Linked DNA regions of Homo sapiens: region 2 is linked to region 1. Evidence: chromatin contacts called from ENCODE Hi-C data. All regions are on one chromosome and are shown on one strand. The core of a region is the stretch at or near the end of the contact, and the rest is flanking DNA. Distances in the headings are between cores, read along the strand shown. Region 1 holds the start of TNPO1-DT (TNPO1 divergent transcript). Region 2 holds the start of BDP1 (BDP1 general transcription factor IIIB subunit).

Evidence for each region. A loop is a pair of places that touch in the nucleus more often than their neighbours do. Pooled maps may share reads with other maps.
Region 2: a loop to region 1 is called in a map of B cell, with 13 times the contacts of the local background. The contact joins the promoter of BDP1 here to the promoter of TNPO1-DT in region 1. A Hi-C loop is called at or near these places in 1 of 168 maps with a recorded cell type or tissue (B cell), 1 of 37 single-sample maps with no recorded cell type and 10 of 50 pooled maps.

The regions. Positions count from the first base shown.
Region 1 is chr5:72,815,180-72,817,879 of GRCh38, forward strand. It overlaps TNPO1-DT (TNPO1 divergent transcript), which reads right to left and starts at 1,369. Exons shown (of 9, transcript NR_186518.1): 1 at 974-1,369. TNPO1 (transportin 1) reads left to right here and starts at 1,482. Exons shown (of 25, transcript NM_002270.4): 1 at 1,482-1,573. The coding sequence starts at 1,559. RefSeq lists enhancers at 1,049-1,128, 2,209-2,258 and silencers at 1,389-1,488, 1,529-1,748.
Region 2 is chr5:71,454,204-71,456,903 of GRCh38, forward strand. It overlaps BDP1 (BDP1 general transcription factor IIIB subunit), which reads left to right and starts at 1,448. Exons shown (of 39, transcript NM_018429.3): 1 at 1,448-1,886. The coding sequence starts at 1,675. RefSeq lists enhancers at 383-1,309, 1,310-2,235.

The sequences.
Region 1 (2,700 bases), core at 119-2,618:
TATAGATCCTAGTCCACGATGTAACTTTTCAAATGCAGAAATAAGCCATTTGTTATTTGGATAAATATACTTTTTCTGGGTATATTTTCCTGCAGATAAACTACCATTCAGAAAAGTTTATATTACATTTTTTTCTTGGTAATCTACTCCTATTTGGGGGGGGGGGCTCTTTTTGATATACACTACTGTATCCAATTACTATCAAATTAATATTATAACATGTTGAAATCATGAATATTTTAGTTATCTATATTTTCCCTTGCTAAGTTCAATTTCCCAATGATTAAAAAATGGTACTTTTAGTCTCAAATTTTAAGTTAAATAAACTAGTTGTTCCTGCAAAATGACTGTAATTCAAATGAAAATTGTTAACACGTTTAGAAGAACAAATAAATTACCTTAGTAAAAATTTAGACATTTTCTAGTATTATGTACTGTAATTTTACCTAAACTATGACAGGAAGGCAACAACTGTCACACATTTTCAAAATATATACAGCACTTCCAGTAAGATAGTCGGAACTGCTGGTATTTCTACTCACACTGATCATGTGAGGAATATTATCACGGGCATCATCACCTTAGAAAATAAAAATCAGCTAGCTATGCAAATTTTAAGTATTTTTATACAGTAAATTTTACATATAAGAATAATCTGAGGGAAGGAAACTGATATTTATCTCATTACCCTTGTTGCAGTTGGGTATAAAAACGTCCACCACTCCCATTTTGAATCATTTGCCGTACAGAAAATACAGGACATTTTAATTTCTCATGATGGCAGGTTAGGGAGAGAAAGGCTTGTTATTTCTAAGAGCAAGAAACTACAGTTTTATAGGATTGAACACCTGGAGGCGTAAACATTTTATAAATCACTGAATTCTAATTACATAGTAGTTTATACGCCAGATACAACATACGTCAAAAGCCTATCTTGTTCTAAGCGGGCAGCCATCCACCGGCGTCTACCTACCGAAGCCATTTCTGCTTTTTACCAGCGACGCTGGAACAGTGTTATTGTGGGATATGTTCAGTGTTGAACAGGCTCCCAGGGCACGGCTGTTACTTTGGAGGTTATGCTGGGGTACAGAAGTTAGGCTGGGGCAGGGCCATCCACCTAGGAGGGCCCAGCACAGTCTGGGCAACCACACCGGCGGGCCGTTTTGCTCACAGCCCCACCGCGCCGGGCAGCGTCTGCAGCTGCTGCGTGCGAGACCCAGAGGCTCCGGTCAGCGCGCCGGCCGCAGGGAGTGCGAGCACTTGTGAGCCCCGCGCCGGGCCGGTGAAGTCTGGTGCTGCCGAGCCCGCTTAGAAAGCACGGCCGCGCGCTGTCGGACGCAGGCCCACAGGCCCAGCCGACCCAGGCAGCAATTTTCCTAGCCCCGCCGCCGTTGCCAAGGCGACCGCCGCCGAATGTTCCCGCCGCGGGCTCCGCCCCCCGGCCAATCGGACCGGCGCTCGGTGAAGCCCAGATTCTCTTTGTTCCGCAGCCATTTCAGGCCCCGGACAGGAGGCAGTGCCGCTTCGGCCGAAGGCCCGAGCGCCCGAGGCGTCTGGGATGGTGTGGGACCGGGTAGGTGGCGTGAGGGTGCGCGGCCCCGAACTGCAGGGGCGGGAACGGAGGCTGGGAGCGCCGAGCTGCCTGACGCGCCTACGGGAGAGACGCCGGGCTCGCCCGCTCTCTCGGCGCCTGCCCGGCCGTTTGAAGCCGAGAGGCAGCGGCGGCGCGGTTCTAACCCCAACAGCTGCCCGCCCAGGCGCCCTGCGGGACCCGGGTAGGGAGCAGGCGACGGCGGCTCCTCAAGCGTCCGAGGATCCCGTTAGGGGCGGCAGGAGCCCGTTACAAGGGGCGGGAAGGGAAGGGTCTTACATTCAGGGGAGCGTTTGCCTCGCCTGTTAAGCTGTGGCGTTTGAGGGCCCTTGAGTGCTGCAGTCGGCTGCCCCGGGACGGCTGCCTTTCACTGGTTCTGGGCGCTGGCCGGCGCTGCCCGAGATGGGCCAGTCTTTGTCCCGCCCTGGGCCCCTCTGCCCGGGTCTCCTGCGTCCGCACACAGCGCCCATCGTCCTTACATGCAGCTTGCCGTTCTCTTCCTCCCGGCGGTTCTTTCTCCTTGGGGCCTCTTGGCCTCACGACATGTTTACATAATGTTTGTGACTGTACGAGTTTTGCGTGGGCTTGTGGGTTTTGCCCTTCTACCTCCACTCCCATGCGTACAAGCAACAGGGAACAGCTGCTGAGGAGCAGATTGGCCACCACAATCAAGCTATTTTCGGAATGACTTTCTTTAAAAATGATCGCGTGTTGCTTACTGATTTTAAAAATCAACTGGATTTTGCAAGGATTGCTTAGAGTTTAAGTCTGTTATCTTAATCGCTAATCAGGATGGTCTATCAGTAGATGTAAATGTAGAAATTTGAAATTGGAGGCTATCTACAAATTGATTTTGACAGCTGTATTAAGAAGCTTAATAACTGTCCTTTGAAACAGTAATGACTTAAATGATGAATGTGTAAGTGGTACTTTTTTTACCCTAAAGAAAAGATACTTTTAAAATTGCAAGATGTATGGTGTAATAGGTGTTTGGAAATGAAGGTTGTAAAATGGCTGTCCTGACGTACTACTCACTTTTAGAATAACAAAAGTTCCTGCAGCTTTTTAAGTTTCCCTGTTATATCAAAGCTTTCATGTTAGAGTGGTGA
Region 2 (2,700 bases), core at 198-2,697, 1.4 Mb before region 1:
CACAGCCACCGCATGTAGGTAATTTGTTTTAGGGGTCTCAATATTTTGAGCAGGTTGGTCTGGAAGTCTTGGGCTCAAGAGATCCTCCCACTTCAGTCTCCACAGTAGCTGGGATTATAGGCGTGCCTCGCCATACCCGGCATTCAACCCTTAAATTTATTTCATGACATTTGATATACTTTATTTTATTGCAATTAATTAATTAATTCATTTATTTTAAGACAGAGTCTCACTCATTCTGTTGCCTAGGCTAGAGTGCAGTGGTGCCATCTTGGCTCCCGGCAGCCTCCACCTCCAGGGTTCAAGCCATTCTCCTGTCTCAGCCTCCCATAGCTGGGATTACAGGCTTGCACCACCAGGCCTGGCTCATTTTTGTATTTTTAGTAGAGATGGAGTTTAACCATGTTGGCCAGGCTGGTCTCGAACTCCTGACCTCAAGCAATCTGCCTTGCCTTAGCCTCCTAAAATGCTGGGATTACAGGCATGAGGCACCCACGCCGGGCCTGATACATTTTAAAAATATCTTGTTCATTTCTTTTTTGTATTTTCTCCTCCCAAATCCAGAACGTCTTGTTTACTGCTACCTCCTGAAGCAGATTAAGAACACTCACAATAATTTACAAGGTTTCAACTATAATAATTTTTAAACAGGCTGGAGTGTAGTGGTACGATCTCGGGTGATACATTCATATTAAAAAGTACACAAGGAGGTTGGGCGTGGTGGCTCACGTCTGTAATCCCAGCACTTTGGGAGGCCAAATGGGTGGCTCGCTTGAGCCTAGGAGTTCAAGATCAGCCTAAGCAACATGATGAACCCCGTCTCTACTAAATATACGAGAAAAAAAAAATTAGCCGGGTGTCGTGGCGCGTGCCTGTGGTCCCAGCAACTTGGGAGGCTGTGACGGGAGGATCGCCTGAGCCCGAGAGGTGGAGGCTGCAGTGAGCCAAGATCGCGCAACTGCACACTCCAGCCTAGGCGACAGAGCAAGACCCTGTCTCAAAGGACAAAAACAAAAAAGTACACAAAGGCGTACGGTAAATGGTCTTCCTACCACGACGTGTTTTCCAGAAACACATTCCTCTCCTGGGAGGTAACTATTATCAGTTTCTTCACACCAGCATTTTTAATCTATGTCTACTCAATTTAGAATTTCTAAACCCTTCAGGATCTTCAAAAGACAAAATCGGCCAGCGATTTTAATAGTTCCAGTAAAGGTTTGAGCAGAGAAGTGGACTTTCTTCTGTTCCTCTTTTCAACTACTCCTAAGGACTCCTGGAGAAGAAAGAGCAAATATCTCTGCATCTCAATTTCTGGTCCGCAGGTAACCCAGTCTCAGTAGCTTGGTAGTTACCATGGCTCCCAGTGCTGTGCGTCTGACGTCATTCTGCGGCGCTGGCTGATGGCGCAATCAGTTGCGGCGTCCTGTGAGCGCGGGGATGCTGGGAGGAGGGTGAAATTTAGCCATCGGTGTGTGGCAGGGTCATGAAAAAGCGGCGGCGGCGGGAGAGAGGAGGAGGCGGCGGCGGGGCAGTGAAACTACGGTAGCTGCCCCCTGAGCTGGTGGTGTGGCTTTGTGGGGAGGGCGTAGTTCCTAATCCCCTTTCCGGGCAGCCGCCGGGGCTCGGGGCTGTGAGCGGCCGTGAGGCTGCCTCCCCGGGCCCCCTGCCTCCGCCATGTTCCGCAGGGCACGCCTTAGCGTGAAGCCGAATGTCAGGCCTGGTGTAGGCGCCAGGGGCTCCACAGCTTCCAATCCCCAGCGTGGACGGGAGTCTCCCAGGCCGCCGGATCCTGCCACGGACTCTGCTTCCAAGCCCGCGGAGCCCACAGATGTGCCCACAGTCGATTTCGGTGGAGCGGAGCCCCAAGAAAAGGCTCCTAGGAGCAGGTAAGAGGTTGCAGAGGGAAGAATTTTCATTTGTCCCGCCTCTCCGGGCATGTCACCTGGAAGCTGAGCAAATGAATTTTATCACAGGAGTCCGCTCTCGTTTGCAGTAAGCCTTTCAGTTGAGGCTTGATGAAACCACTCCAAACTGCAGTTTAGTTGTCTGACCTGCAGGGTGTGGCTTGTGTGGATTTTGTCACGGTCTATAGATTCTCCGAGAGGAGACCATGTCTTCAAGTGGTGGTAGGGAGAATCGGGGTATGGCAGTCCTGAAGTGAAGAATATCCACACTATTCATTTGAGAATTTAGGTCACTATAGTTTTCATCCTTCTGGAGTGCTTTGCAGGGAAGTGTTTTTGTCTTTCAATTTATAAAATATTTATTTTTTAAAGGAGAAGATAAGTATTGCTTTGGCTTTACCGATTTATGTCAGTGAGTAAGAGTTCTGGTCACTTAATTGAAGTGTGCCTCTTTAACTATGGTGACCGTGTTTCCTGAATAGAGAAGCATGGCTTTAGCGTCATGTATCATATTTGGATTCAGGACTCTTTTAGTCTACAGGTAAACTTTTCTCAGGCAGAATTTGCTCATCTGCAAAATGGGAATAATATTGCCTACTTGGAGCGTTTTGGTGCAGATTGGAGATAATTCATATTAACTACCTTGCAGGGGATATAGCAGAATAGTTGCCCGCAAAAAGTTACTAGTTTTTTAGAAAGGTGATGGAGTAAATTTAAGACATGTTAGGCTAAGATGGTCTCTGTTTCTATATATATGAGGAAATCAGTAAACAGCCTTGTTAAGTGAAGTGAGATA